2 separate regions of the Homo sapiens genome follow, and region 2 is linked to region 1. Evidence: chromatin loops called from intact Hi-C (ENCODE). Cell type or tissue: heart left ventricle. All regions are shown on one strand.

Region 1 (8,000 bases):
TAATTATTTGCTCATACACAAAAAAGCAAATTGGATAATGCCTCTGCTTTTGGCTCTTATCTAACTTAATGTGGACAACTTTGTAGAGGTCTTGTCAACAAACTGAATGAGCCACTGAAAGTGAGGCATTCATTTTAGCCGTAAACTTTGGTGAACTTTTTTCTGTTGCTGGATATGAATCAGATCCCAGGAAACTTAGAAAGAACATAGAAATAGCATTATTCTGTCCTTAGTGATAAAATACCCATTTTTCCTCGGGATCAAAAGTTTGGGTCACCCACAAATACACAGTCAAATAATTGTCAGCAATAACATCAAAAGAATTCAAGGGGGGGCCGGGCGCGGTGGCTCACGCCTGTAATCCCAGCACTCTGGGAAGCCAAGGTCCACGGATCACCTGAGGTCGGGAGTTCGAGACCAGCCTGGCCAACATGGAGAACCCCGTCGCTACTAAAAATATTAATACTAAATACTAATACCCCATCGCTACTAAAAATACTAATAAAAATTGCCGGATGTGGCGGCTGGTGCCTGTAATCCCAGCTACTCAGGAGGCTGAGGCAGGAGAATTGCTTGAACCTAGGAGGCGGAGGTTGCGGTGAGCTGAGATCACGCCATTGCACTCCAGTCTGGGCAACAAGAGCGAGACTCCATCTCAAAACAAAACAAAACAAACAACAACAACAAACAATTCAAGGGGGAAATGAAAGTCTAAAACAATTGGATATCCCCATGAGTAAAACCAACCTTAATCCTTACCTCATAGTATACACAAAAATTAATTTGAAATGGGTCATAAGGCTAAATGAAAAAGCTTAAACTATGAAAGTTATAAAGGAAAGTATAGGAGAATATCTCCAGAACTCAGGAGTAGTCAAAAGTTTCCTAGTTCATAGCAAGCAATAATCATGAAAAACAAATTGATAAATTGAACTTTGTCAAAATTAAAAACTGCTCATGGAAAGACGTTATTATAAAAACTAATCAGCAAGCCACAGATTGGAAGAAAATATTCACAACACACAAACATCTGACAAAGAGACTATCCAAAGTATATAAAAGAACTCCTAAAATTCAGTAATCAAAAGATAACCAAATTCAAAAATGGGCAAGAGACTTGAACAGGAAGATGTACAAGCTACTAAGAAGCACATGAAGTAGCACATGCCATCATTTTTCATCAGGAAAATTCAGATGAAAGGTCCATTGAGAACTGACTATCCACCCACTAGAATGGCTACAAGTTTTAAGAGAAACTGACACCACTAAATATTGGTGAGGCGCTAGAACAACCAGAACTCTCATATACTGCTGCTGGAAATGCAGGACAATTTACCTGCTTCAGAAGACTATAGAAGAGCTTCTTCTAAAGTAAAACACACATCTTTTCTATGATCCAGTAATCCTACTCCTATTTGTTTATCCAAGAGAAAGGAAAGCATGTGTTCACAAAAGAACTCAGACAAGAATTCTCATAAACATTTTATTCATGCCTAAAAACTGGAAACAACCCAAATGTCCACCAATACAACAGATAAACTTTTGTATATTCATAGAGCGGAATACTACTCACTAATATAAAGAAATGAACTATATGCAACATTGGTGAATGTCTAAAATACTGTGCAGAGTGAAAGAAGCTACACACAAGAGAGTATATACAGTATGATTTCACTTGTATGAAATTATAAAACAAGCAAAATGAATCTATGGTGTAAGGAGGCCATGTAAAGAGAAAGAGAAGGCCAGCCAGCCCAGTATCCCAGCTGAGCCTAACCTAGATTGCAGAATAATGAGAAATAATAAAATGATTGTTGTTTTAAGCCACTAGGTTTTGGAGTGATCTGTTACACAGCAATCAATAATCAGCATCATTGCTTTCCTCATGGAATTGTCAGAAGTATGTGATATGACACATATGGAAGGGCTCTGTAAGTGGACAAGTGCTAAGCACTTGTGAGCGGCAGTTATCTCTGGGCATATGTGCAGATTGGGGTTAGTGCTCATTAGGGATATGTCCATTTGAGAATTAACCTGTGGAATTCAGAGGGTCTTACTACCCAACCAATATAACCTTTGGTTTCTTCTATCCCTCTCCTTCCTCTTGAGCAGCCATCCACAACTGCTTCTGGGGAAGAGAGAGAGAGAAAGAGAAAGAAAGATGTTCATGGTTTGTTAAAAAAATAAAAGAAAATAACATTTACAAATGGCCAGAGTAGAAAAGATGTACCAATTTCATTTATCTTGTTAAGGAATGGGGCTAGATTGAAGATTAGCCAATGCTTATAATTTTTGAGGCTCTAAGAAATACCTTTGAAGTTAGAGAAGGATGGAGAGAAGTGAGAGGGAGTCACCATGGTCTAAGGGGCTGGTCCTCAATCTGGTCCGTGACATGTTGATCAGGCTCAGGGAAATTAAATTAAATGAACCAAATTCCCAAGAAACTGCTTGATCAACCAGAACGCCAGTTTATCCACTTGCAATGAGAAATGCAATTTCCAAGCCACAGTATTTGGTTCTGTCAGGTGGTAAGGAGAAGATTACCCTGGGAAACCAGATTACTTGACCTGGTAAGAGTTTCATGTCTGGAAACATGGGGAAGTGAGGACATGCGGAGAATCATGAGCAGGTGGAGCACTTTGGGCGTGCTGAGTAATGTCAGTGGACTGTTACACAAAGCTTAGGTAACGCATCTTTCATGCACCTGGAATCTGCAATCTAACAGATTTCTAACCAGGCTGAGAGGATGCTCTCAGTCCTGCCAGTTTATGGACTTACAGGGATGTAAGGAACTCAAGACAGGGAAATAGCCTCTGTCTCCAAAAGGATAGCGGAGATGAGGTCCCTTTTTTATTTTTTAAAAAAACAATATAATATAATTGATGGATTCAGACCGTTCACGAGAGACTATTACCTCCACGCCCAGCTCAGGCACCTTCTCTAGAATCCCTTTCCTAATAATGTAAGTGCCCCTGTCACCTCCATCTATCCATTTTTGTTCTTTTAAGCCTATTTTATATTATTTGCTTATATGCCAAACCCTAAACGATGAGTTCTTGAAGGTTAAAATTATGTTTTATTCATCTTTTTTCACTAGCCCCCGCATAGTCGCTGGCATACATACCGTGGTGCTCAATAAATGCATGTGGCATTAACTAAAAGTTTGCTGTTTCTGGAATTCGTCTGAAACCTGAAACACTGCAACAACATCTCACTTAGAATGTTGCCTTACCCTTTTGCCATAATTTTAGAGTGAGGAAGTAGAGGTCACTAGATTACGTGTCCTTTTATGAAGAACCTACAGCTCAGGGCAGAAAGGCACTTGCCGGAATCACCCTGCCAGGGAACTCTGAACCCCGCTGCGCCGCCGCTCCTGATCTCTGGGGTTTCAGGCGCCTCCTCTCTTACAACCCTCTCCTGGGGAAGTAAACCCCATCAAGACACCACCACATCCTTCCCCAGCGACTCAGCCTGGGGTCACAAAGGCCTTTACGTCCCACTGAAAAACGGTTTTCTTTCATTTGTGCCCATTCGTTCTTGCAGCCCCTTCCCCAGATCGAAGACTAGGGTCTTAGTAAGGAGAGGTAAGGAGGGAGGGGAAGAACCTGCCTGGCCCCCCGCGGAGCTCTGCAGGGGGCGTCGCGGCTGCACGCCAGCGCCCGCACCACCCCAGGCGGGAAGGGAGTTATCACACAGGGGGTCGCACGCAGATCTCGGGGACCGTGGGTGCCACGAGGTCAAACTGGCAGAGGGAGACGCTGCAGCTGCTGTAACAGCAAGGAAAGCCGAAGCCCCCTTAGGGGATACTTTACAAAATTATTTTAATCACCGTGCAAACCTAATAACTTGACCCAAGCGCAATCACCTGTATTCACCCAGAGTAAATATTCCTAAAATCCCGTTCAGTGTGTCTGTGTCTCTCCCGCCTCTTTCCGTTTCAGGCAAATGTCTACCCCCCCTCTCCCCCCACCGTTAACACCTCTCTGCAGCGTGGGAAACAGTGCCCAGCAGCTCAGTCCTCCGCTTCCCGCTCTGCTTTTTGCATCCCATTCGGACTTATAGGAAGTAGTTATTTTTTGGTGGTGGTGGAAACTGGGCAAGAAAGAAGACGCTAAGCTTGGCCGGGGCCAGGAGAAATATTGAGAAGGGTCGTTACCTTCCATCCGATCTAAACCAATCATCTCAAACTTGGCTACTCTTTGGAACCACCTGGGGAGCTTTAAAAATTATGGACGCCCTGATAGCACCGCAGAGGTTCTGATCTAATTGATCTGGGATGCGGCCTGGGTATCGCGATTTTTTTAAAACTCCTCAGGTTATTCCCAGCTTGAAAACTATGGATATAAATTTCTCATTCCTCTTCCCACCCAGACCAAAAAAAAAAAAAAAAATCTAAGCCTAAGTTGATGGCCCAGGGAATCTGGCACCTGCTCCCCTGCAACCAGCCAGTGCTGCAAGGTCCCCGAAAATCGGCGCGAGCGGCGACGCTAAACACGCGGCGGCGGGGCGAGCGGGCCAGGCGGGCGGTGCCGCGCGTGGCCCCGCCCCCGCACGCCTATGGGCGCGAGGTGCGGGCCCTGACGTCACTCTTGTCAGGGCCGCGGCACATGGGCGGCCGGATGCGCTGAGCCCGGCGCTGCGGGGCCGCGGAGCGCTGGGGAGCAGCGGCCGCCGGCGCGGGGAGGGGGGTGGGGTGGGACGGCGCACCGCCTCCGGTGCTGGCACTAGGGGCTGGGGTCGGCGCGGTGTCTTCTGCCCTTCTGCAGCCGTCGACATTTTTTTTTCTTTCTTTTTTTCAATTTTGAACATTTTGCAAAACGAGGGGTTCGAGGCAGGTGAGAGCATCCTGCACGTCGCCGGGGAGCCCGCGGGCACTTGGCGCGCTCTCCTGGGACCGTCTGCACTGGAAACCCGAAAGTTTTTTTTTAATATATATTTTTATGCAGATGTATTTATAAAGATATAAGTAATTTTTTTCTTCCCTTTTCTCCACCGCCTTGAGAGCGAGTACTTTTGGCAAAGGACGGAGGAAAAGCTCAGCAACATTTTAGGGGGCGGTTGTTTCTTTCTTATTTCTTTTTTTAAGGGGAAAAAATTTGAGTGCATCGCGATGGAGAAAATGTCCCGACCGCTCCCCCTGAATCCCACCTTTATCCCGCCTCCCTACGGCGTGCTCAGGTCCCTGCTGGAGAACCCGCTGAAGCTCCCCCTTCACCACGAAGACGGTGAGCGCTGCCGCGGCCCCGCTCCGGGAAGGGACGACGCTCCGGGGGTCCCCCTCCGCGGCCGGGCACGCCCGCTGGAGCATCCCCCAACCCCGCTCCCGCCCTGTCCCGCGGCGCCCCGGCCCCGCGCTGATGAAATTGAGGAGCTCACCCAGCACCCTTCCTCCCCTTCCTCCTCCTCCATGAAAGGGGAGGGACCCCTCCTGAGCTACATTTAAAAGAGCTTCGGGCACCCGGCCTCCCTGGGTCCCGCTCCTGCGGCGCGGGTGGGAGGTGTAACTTGACAGGTCAGGATCGTTCCCTAGAACGAGGCACACCCGCACGCAGAGCGAGCCCGCCTGCGGAGGGCAGAGCCTCCCGGGCTGGGGAGGAGAAACCCTGGGGCCTGGTTCTGTGCGGGGCAGGGGGCGGGGGTCGGCTTGAGGGAGGGGGTTTCACTGCGTAGCCTGGGTTTTGGGGTTGTGTTACAGCTTCTGTTACTGGTTAGTATTTGGAACTCACGAGGTGTGAGAGAAGACTCGTTTTCTTCTGGTGAAGGGTAGCTGAGAAAGCGGGGTGGGGGCTGGGGCCGGTGGGGGGAGTGGTCTCTCGGCGGGAAGCCGTGCACGCCTCCAGCGTTGACACTTTCCCGGTGCACTTTTTCTGGTGGGAGGGGAGAGCGGAGCAGGCTCACGTGTAACCGCGCAGGAGCCTCCTCTGGCTTGAGCCCTTTCTTGGTAAGTCCCAAACCTTCCCAAGACAACCTTGGCCTTAGCAGTAGAGGAGGGGTACGTGTGATGAGGCCCCAAACCCGGCTAAGTGATGCCACGGATTTGGGTTGATGCGATTTCATGCCTTCGGTATCACAGTAGCAAATGCGAACCGTGCGGCTCACAGTGTAAAGTTCTGAAAGGTTATTTGGCTACAAATAGCTTGGGAGTACTTGCACCTTCTTTTCTAGGAGAGGACAACCTGTTGCATTGCAAGAGTTTGCAATCTGCAGATGATAGCCAGGGACCCCTCCCTAACTATCCTTTAAGGAAGAGCATTTGGGAGGAAGGGGCTGCCTGCAGGCTTTTGCATCTGTGGGTGTTTTAAGTCAGATTTTCAGATGAGATGGTAGAGGGTTAGAATGGATGGCAGTGGAGGCTGTGTTTCTCTGAAGATGAAACTCAGAAGCAAATTCCTTAATCCCAGATTCCACCCACGACTGAATACTAGAATTGGCAAGATCCGGAATGCTTGTTAAAGACCTAATGGGCGAGCAGTACTTCCAGGTAGCAAATAGCTGCATACTTCCAACATAAATGTATAGAATAACTCACCTTTTCCAATAGCTCTGCTTTTGAAAGGTTTTGTAAATGCATACTCTTTGTAAATTGGATCATACTCAAATGTTTGGAGAAGAGAAGGAAGAAAACACTTTGTATTTTTTTAAACTCCTTTTGTAAAAATCAGTGTGCCCCAGTGGCTTTAGAAGCAAACACATGTGAGCTCAGAAAGTTCTCATTCTCTGCCAACATGAGGCATTGGTCAAGTTCCCTCAAGTCTCAGAGCCTCCGAGTCTTTGTTGTAAATGGAGGTAATTGTTATTTTGCAAGTTTATTGTGAGATTTTTGAGATAATATATGGAAAGAACCAGGTATCCAGTAGGTACTCTAAACATGATGTTAAAGAAGGGTGGAAGGTCCCTGCTTTACCAAAATTAAGACCACTAACTCACTGGCTTTGTAAGTCTGAATGACCTCCTATTGCTGCTGTGATGAATTCCTGGAAGATAATTCAAGCCTGGTTATTGGCTGTTGTTTTCTTAAAAATGACAGCAGTTGTATATAATCACAGATGTTATATTCCTATTTTAGGTTTAAGTTATTACTCTTCTCAAATAATGTGCTGAGACTGTTCTCTGGTTTTTATCCTAGATCAGCCTGTAGCCCTGCCCCAAGGACTAGTGCCTTCTTTCCAAAGTAAATAGGAAGATGTTGAAAAACAGGCAGAGATCCACGTCCTGCCTGAACTTTTAACTCTAGATCTACAAAAGACAGCAGCCAGAGAAGGACCCTGCCATTCGTGAGAAATAGTCTTATAACAGGCCAGGAAAAGTGATAAAAGAGCGGTATTGTTTTTCTTTTCTTTCTTTTTTTTTAAGTCCAGCTTTCCCTTCTTCTGCAGCATTTAGTAAAGATAAAGACAAGGAAAAGAAGCTGGATGATGAGAGTAACAGCCCGACGGTCCCCCAGTCGGCATTCCTGGGGCCTACCTTATGGGACAAAACCCTTCCCTATGACGGAGATACTTTCCAGTTGGAATACATGGACCTGGAGGAGTTTTTGTCAGAAAATGGCATTCCCCCCAGCCCATCTCAGCATGACCACAGCCCTCACCCTCCTGGGCTGCAGCCAGCTTCCTCGGCTGCCCCCTCGGTCATGGACCTCAGCAGCCGGGCCTCTGCACCCCTTCACCCTGGCATCCCATCTCCGAACTGTATGCAGAGCCCCATCAGACCAGGTAAGTGCCCTGAAGATTCTCCCTTCAGAAAGGGAGGAGGAGGGTGAATGGGACAGGCAAGGTAGAGTTAGCATAAACATCTTAACACTCAGGTTTTAGCAAAGATCCTAAGAGAGGTACCTTCTTCTGCTCCACTCCTGGCAGAGGCTCTCCCACTTTAATGAGCATCCATATCACTCATCTGGAGAGTCCGGTAAATACAGACTCTTTGTATCTACCCCTAGAAATTCTGATTTTGCAAGTCTGGAATGAGGGCCCAGGAATATGCATTTTAACCAGCTCCCCCAT
Region 2 (8,000 bases), 270 kb before region 1:
GATTGTTTGTGCCCCCAGTGAAGGACATTCACATTTGGAGGGTTTAAGAGTTAGTGGAGAGATCTAATAAGGTAGCTTACTTCCCTTTCTTACCTTATCTTTCATTTCTAGGCTTTACTCGTTTATGTTTTTGCAATCTACCATCCTGTAAAGAAGGGATTTATTGGCCAGGGGCGGTGCCTCATGCCTGTAATCTCAGCACTTTGGGAGGCCGAGGCGGGTGGATCACTTGAGGTCAGGAGTTCGAGACCAGCCTGGCCAACATGGTGAAACCCTGTCTCTACCAAAAATACTCAAAATTAGCTGGGTGTGGTAGCACGCACCTGTAATCCCAGCTATTCAGGAGGCTGAGGTGGGAAAGTCGCTTAACCTGGGAGGCAGAGGTTGCAGTAAGCTGAGATCACGCCACTGCACTCCAGCCAGGACAGAGCAAGACCCCGTCTCAAAAAAAGAAAAAAAAGAATGAATTTAGGGTGCATTTTGGACCCTTGGACCCTGTCCTCTCTGCCTTTTTTCTAGCTGATTGACTATTGCCCTAGAAACCAGATAGGCCTTCCCAAATTAGAGCTGAATTCAGTATACCTGTGATACAGCTCTAAATGATGTTATATATGGAGAGCAAAATAGTCAAAAACGGAGTTCTATGTGCTTTTTAAAAAAATTTCTTCTTTTTAGAAATTATTTTTTTGAATGCAACAGTTTTCTTAAAGATATTCTTAGAATTTCTACGGCAGAAGCTAAGAAAGCTTTTTCTAAAAACTATAATCATGTAAGATATGAAGTAACTCTTTTTCTTTTTGAGACAGAGTCTCGCTCTGTTGCCCAGGCTGGAGTGCAGTGGCACGATCTTGGCTCACAGCAAGCTCTGCCTCCCGGGTTCACGCCATTCTCCTGCCTCAGCCTCCTGAGCAGCTGGTACTATAGGCGTCCACCACCGCGCCTGGCTAATTTTTTGTATTTTTAGTATAGACGGGGTTTCACTGTGGTCTCGATCTCCTGACCTCGTGATCCGCCCGCCTCGGCCTCCCAAAGTGCTGGGATTATAGGCATGAGCCACCATGCCCAGCCAGAAGTATTTCTTTTTTTAATAGTAGTTTCAGTTATTCAATGTATTTGAAGATAGCTGGAAGTCCTATATTCAACAATGGCTCTAACACAACAACAAAGTAGATTACATATCACATTTTGCCTCTGAAGTAAGACTGACTGGGCTCACACTTGGGCCATCAAGTTAACCTATCTGAATTTTGGGTCTTTTAAAAAAATAAGGGTAAGAATCTTAAGGATTTTATAAATATTAAATTAAATGTCATTATTTAGGTGTTGTTTAGCACAGTACCCAGTATTAGTAAACAGGCAGCCCTAAATCTTATTTCAAACTTAATTCAAGTTTTGTTTGACCAGTAAAAGTCTCTGGTCTGACCCAGGTATTCAGAAATGCAACTTGGATATCCCTTTTGCAGGATGTTTTGTACAGTCCCTTCTTTTCAAATGGCATTGCTTTTATGTCTGACAGAAATTACAGTTGAAACAAGTACTTTTTACCAAGAAAATATTCTTTCTAAATTAAAAAGATAAAATTTGAGATTCAAATGGAAGTCATATTTACTTTGCTTTAAATGGCCACAGACATGTCTTTTAAAGCTACTTAAAATATTTAGTTTTGGAATTCTTCAAGTAGTCTAATAACCAGGTAAAAGCAAATCTTTTCCGTCGCCTTTAATACATTTTTGTCCTACTCCAAAGAAATAAGCATTATCATTGTAAATTCTTTTGTGTTTTGGATGTTTTGTAGGGAAAATTAAAAGTATATGCAAGCAAACTCATTTAATTGTTGTTATGTCACCATACTTTTTAAAAATGTCACTGCTAGTAAGTACTAAGTATTTTGGGTTGTCTAGATCAGAGGTCCCTAATCCCTGGGCCACAGACTGGTAGTGGTCCGTAGTCTGTTAGGAATCAGGCGACACAGCAGGAGGTGAGTCTAGGGCAAGTAAGCATTACTGCCTGAGCTCTGCCTCCTGTCAGATCAATGGCGGCATTCAATGCTCATAGGAGCATGAACCCTATTGTGAACTGTGCATGTGAGGGATCTAGCTTGCGTGCTCCTTTTGAGAATCTAGTGGCTGGTGATCTGTCACTGTCTCCCCTCACCCCCAGATGGGACTGTCTAGTTGCAGGAAAACAAGCTCAGGGCTCCCCCTGATTCTACATTATTGTGAATTGTATAATTATTTTATTATATATTACAATGTAATAATAAAGTGCACAAGAAATGTAGTGCATTTGAATCATCCCGAAACCATCACCCCTCTGCAACCCCATTCCCTCTCCCCCCACCTTGGAAAAATTGTCTTCCATGAAACAAGTCCCTGGTACCAAAAAAGGTGAGGGGTTGCTGCTCTAGATCTCAGATTTTGATTTAATAAGTAGTTTAAAGAAAAAAATAGGTGCAGATCTCTAGACTAACCTGTGTGTGCTAATTTACTTTATCTTAGGGATCCTGCCTTTCAGATGATTACAATTGCCAAGGAAACAGGCCTTGGCCTGAAGGTACTAGGAGGAATTAACCGGAATGAAGGCCCATTGGTATATATTCAGGAAATTATTCCTGGAGGAGACTGTTATAAGGTAAAAATATGTCCCATGCCCACCAAAAATACAAACAAAAAGACCCACCAGTGGTAAAGTTTATTTTTTCTTCTTTATTAGTGAATTTATATCCACTGTGACCATACCTCAGTGAAAAATACAAAGGAATTAGAAGATAAGACTATTGCCCTCAAGGAGCTTTAAACTAAGAAATAAATAGGTTCTTCTTCTATGAAAATAATAGATATTTCTGACTGTAAGATAAGGTTATTATTTTTAAATTACATGCTGTTCAACTTTTATCCTGTATCTGATTGAGAGAAATTATATTTGATGACTTGTTATCTTTCTACTACTTTGAGTTTTTATTAAGTTGGATCAGTAGAACTTTAATTACATTCATTTAGCCTCTACTAAATGCAAAACAAAACAGAAACAGCAAACAAAATCTAATTTCTGAATTCGCAGTTCTTGTAGCTTGAGCTAATGAGTTTTATCACTCATTAAAACCAGAAAATGTCTTTTTTTAGGAATTAGAAAGTCTTACTCTCCTCTTCAGTGTAAGAAATATATAATGAGCTCCCTTTCACTTTGGTTGGTAGGAAGCTCAGACCCAAATTTGAAGGACAACCCCAGCAGTTTAACAAACTAGTTACTATATTTAAATTCTCATTCTTCTTGGATTTCATTTGCTGTTTCTGTTTTACTAAAGTGATTATGTGTCATTTTTTGAAAATTGCCTCCATTTGATTTTGGAGAGATATCAGATATAAAGAATTTAATAAAATTATATTAATAATTAAGAATTAATAAAATTAATAAAATATTCTCCATTTGATTGACTCCATTTGATTTTGGAGAGATATCAAATGTAAATAATTTAATAAAATTATATTAATAATTAAGAATTAATAAAATATTCTATTAATATCAAGCTATATAGCATGAGAAAGGATCTTCTTATTTTGTTCTTGTTGTTTGGTTAAATAAACAGTCCTACTACTTTTACCCACCGCCCATATCCCTCCCCCACCACTGCAAACACTTGTTTACTAAGCAGTTTATCTTTTCAGCTGGATTTTTTTGTCTTGTTAGGGAAAAATTCCGTTTTACCAATAACTTCCAAAATAGTTGTAGTACTTTCAATTGTTTTATGCTTGTTCAGATAATAAGGCATCTTTTAAATATACTTTCCGAGTTCTAAGTGTTATAGAGGCCAGGCATGGTGGCTAATGCCTGTAATCCTAGCTTTGGGGAGGCAGAAGCAGGAAGATTGCTTGAGCTCAGGAGTTTGAGACCAGCCTGGGCAACGTAGAGAGACTTGAATTCTATTAAAAATTAAAAAAAAAATCAGCCCGGCATGGTGTTGCATGCCAGTAGTCCCAGGTACTTGGAGGCTGAGGTGGGAGTATTGCTTGAGCCCCGAAGATCAAGAGCAGTGAGGCATGATCGTGCCACTGCACTCCAGCCTGGATGACAGAACAAGACCCTGTCTCAAAAAAAAAAAAAAAGTATTATTTAATAAGTTTAATGGCATAAATTTTTGGCTATTAAATTTAAATTATTAAATAAATATTTAAAAGCTAAATTTAAACAAATTCAAAAAAACAAAAAAATGAATTTTTTCTTCCAAGAATTGAGGTGTTACTTTAGTGTTAAAGCTGAGAGGTGTGTGTGAGTGTGTGTCTGTGTGTGTGTGTTCAATATAGTAAGGCATTTCTTAAACTACACTTGATATAATGCAATAGTAGATCAGGGTACCCAACAAGTGATAAGAATTTGCTTCCTTTTTTTTTTTTTTTTTTTTTTTGAGACAGAGTCTCACTCTGTTGCCCAGGCTGGAGTGCAGTGGCACAATCTCGGCTCACTGCAACCTCCACCTCCCAGGTTCAAGCGATTCTCCCACCTCTCAGCTTCCCTAGTAGCTGGGATTACAGGTGCGTGCCAACACACCTAACTAATTTTTGTATTTTTAGTAGAGACAGAGTTTCACCATGTTGGCCAGGCTAGTCTCGAACTCCCAACCTCAGGCGATCCATCCGCCTCAGCCTCCCAAAGTGCTGGGGGTACAGGCATGAGCCACCACGCCTGACCTAAGAATTTGCTTTTAAGACAAGCATCAATTTGTGCTTGTTTGTTACGATGAAAACTATTTGGAGTTAGAGTAATAAGTTGATAGCGGTGGTGCTGAATGACTCTTTATCTTCTGTCAGTGATAGCAGATTAAGAAATTATTCTTATGATATCTACTTTTTCTTGTTAGAATTTTACTGAAGTATTAAAAGGCAAAATTTTCTCATTGACTATATTCTCTACTTAGCACTAGAGGGCAGCACAGAGCTATTAATGTTCTTCCTACCTGGTCATATCTGACCAAGGAAAACAGGCAAGATAGAAAAAGGTGTAGGAGAAGAGGACCAGGGGTGATGGCTCATGCCTCTAATTCCAGCACTTTTGGAGGCCCAGGCAGGAGGATCCCTTGGGCCCAGGAGTTCCAGGTTGCAGTGAGCTATGATTGCATCACTACACTCCAGCCTGGGCAACAGAGCATTTCTAAAAAATAAAAAAATTTATAGAAGTAATTTTCTAGTGCTTACATTATTTTTAAATATTTTCTCAAGATGGAGAGCTCTATGCATATGCATATTCTTCAAATACAAAATTGATATAACTTTATTTTACAACAATGTATTAATACATTTACTATATTCTAAATACTGTTTTAACATGTTAATAAATTTCTAGTCTGCACAAAATTTCTACATAGTAGAATCTGTGGAATAGGAAACACAAACTCATAAGGTTATCTTAATGAAGTTGCTGAACTGAGTAACTGTTAATATTTTTTAAATGCATATGAATGCTTTAACTTTCTGTAATTTTGTTTTAACATTATAATGTTTCATAATTAACAGTATAGGCTATCTCAAGCTTATAGCTAGATTATATTTCATTTATATTTTCAAATCTTCCAAACTGTAAGGGAGTTATTGGAACGCAGAAGAAATTTTCTTTAATTATTCATGGTTTGCCACCACCCACCCCAAAAGTTTTCCTCCTGGAAAATATGAGAATAAAATACTGGTTTAGTAGAAGCAAAATAGTATGTTTCTTTGAAAAACATATCCAGAGTTCAAATATGGGATATTATGAATACATCTTTTCAGTTCAAGCAGAACCAAGATTCCCTCAGCTCTAAGAGCTAGAGGCACCCTATAAATTGAGAACTACTGTATTAATTGCTAAAGTTAAGGAAATAAGAGAGCTCCAAGGCCCTTTCACTGTGTCAGCTAGTCCCATATCTATCTGGGGTCAATCCTAGACCCTTTTTCTGGCCAAGACACTCCTTTAAGCTTCATACCCATATTCAGTTCCCTGATCAACATTTTTACTTGGACCTCTTAAAGGTATCTCAAACTCAGCATTTCTGAAGCAGAACTCATGACATTTACATCACACCATATTCTGCTCAACTCTTCCCAAACAGAGTCTCTTCCAGTTTACCTAGTCTTGGTGAATGACAGCTTCTAGCTACACAAAGTCAGAAAATTTAACAGCTTCCTATTTCAACTCCCATAACACTGTTCAATTCATTAACACATACCATTGACTTTTTTACTCTCGAAATATCTCTTGAACCCATCAGTCTTCTTGATCTTTATTCTTATCACTGGAGCTTAAACTGTCATCAGTTTTGAATCAGCCCTTTCAGTAGCATCGTTTGTTCTTATGCACCATACCTATTTCCCTCCCAACCTACATATCTTACTAATATTTGGTTGCCTGCAAGGTTCCATATAGTGTGGCTTCTGCCCTGTCCTTCTCTGCCTCTCCATCACTATGCTTCCAGAGTAGCATTTTCTCAGTTCCTGGAAGGGGCGAATTTCTCTTTTTTTTTTTTCTTTTCCATCTCATATGCTGTTCCCTTAGGAAACAGCACTCCATTTCCTTTCCCCCATTATTTCCAGTTATCAATTCAAAGACTGCTGCCTAAGGGTTGTGTTGCCTGCTTTCCCCCAGTCTAGGCTAGGTTTTATTTTTTTCTACATATGCTCCTAAATCCCATTCCTTTCCTTTGTGTCACCTACCTCAGTTTGCAATGATATATTTATATTTATGATTGTTTAATCATCTCTGCCTGAACCACAAGACAGTATGTTTCTTAAGGGCAAGGATGCTATCTGATTTTATTCACAGTAATATTGTTAGTCCCCACTGTGGTGCCTGACACATACATACTTGCTCAATTTAAATTTATGAATGAACGGTCCCGTAGTCATTTTCTCACATTTCTGAGGATTACTGATCTGCTTATTTACCCTTCCACTGGCACCATTTGGGCTCCACACCAAGGTACTTCCTCCTTGGGCCTTTGTGTCAGATTTCCGACAACACTTTAAAGTTCTCAAATGTTCATTTTTATTTCTTTCTTTTGTTGCTGGTAACATAGGGAAAGCAGACAGAAATCAAAATCCTCTCTTCAAATCTGATAGTATATTTCATATTTTCTTCAGTTGGTTCTAAGATATACATTAAAACATATACATATAAGCTATGCATGCACACACACATATATATAACATGCATATATCGGTATGTAATATACTTATGAGTGTGTGTATGTACGTATTTTTTCCTCTTCTATCTCTGAAATTATAGGTCTCACAGTCAGTGTCATCATGTAATTTGTGGCATTGAAGTAGGACATATTTAACTTTCAGAGGAAATCTGTTTTCATGCGGAGCATAGCACTGGAACCAGGGCTAAGGCTTTTAGATAAATATCAGGATCAGGCCTCTGGATGGCAAACTATGAAGAAACCAGTCCCACTGGTGGGAGCTGAAGAAGTAGCAGCCAAGATGGTTCGCTTTGCAGTGTCACTCTCTTTATTCCTTTGCCATTATTATTTTTGTCATAGCTACCTTAATTTCCTCAGACTGTTTCTTGGCCCCCTTTAACCTATTGTGGACTTACTGTGTACCTAGCACTGTACCAGGGAAATAACCATGAAAAGGACAGAGTTCTAGTTATGCCTAATGAAAGAATTGGTGATTCTGGCCCACTAAAAGAATCATTGCCCCTAGACTGGGAGTTGCTGATTTAGTATATTCTAATGTGAGGGCAGGGAAAAGCAGATATGTAAACATAAGGACCATACAGAGTAAGTGCAATCCTTTAGGTAAGTAAAAGTGCTTTTTGAGCAAAAAGACACAACGATTAAGTAAATCCTGGGCAACTAGAGAAAACTTCCAGCAGAGATAGTGTTTGAATTGGGCTGTGAAGTTTAAGTCAGAGTTTATTGCAGAGAAGTGGCAGGGTGGATGGTGGCATTCTAGATGGGAATTCATATGTGTGAAAACATTGAGGTTCAAAAGACCATGGCTGGTTTGAGGCACATTCTCTGAGAG

Evidence for each region. A loop is a pair of places that touch in the nucleus more often than their neighbours do. Peaks named below come from ENCODE experiments on the same cell type or tissue, not always from the same donor. Only the 100,000 strongest peaks of a DNase experiment are listed, where the experiment ranks them.
Region 2: a loop joins it to region 1, with 2.3 times the contacts of the local background. A loop is called at or near these places in 2 of 110 quality-filtered maps.

What each region holds. Positions count from the first base shown.
Region 1 is chr17:55,260,375-55,268,374 of GRCh38, forward strand. HLF (HLF transcription factor, PAR bZIP family member) reads left to right here and starts at 4,586. Exons shown (of 4, transcript NM_002126.5): 1 at 4,586-5,225; 2 at 7,377-7,712. The coding sequence starts at 5,111. RefSeq lists a silencer at 4,390-4,709. In heart left ventricle, no CTCF peak of the experiment used is centred here; DNase peaks (open chromatin) are centred at 4,507, 5,251 and 5,534; H3K4me3 peaks cover 4,771 bases; H3K27ac peaks cover 3,094 bases; H3K27me3 peaks cover 871 bases.
Region 2 is chr17:54,988,327-54,996,326 of GRCh38, forward strand. STXBP4 (syntaxin binding protein 4) reads left to right here. Exons shown (of 18, transcript NM_178509.6): 4 at 2,499-2,631. Among named protein-coding and RNA genes, the nearest start is that of STXBP4, 24 kb to the left of the region's middle. In heart left ventricle, CTCF peaks have their summits at 4,908 (motif pointing right) and 5,116; no DNase peak of the experiment used is centred here.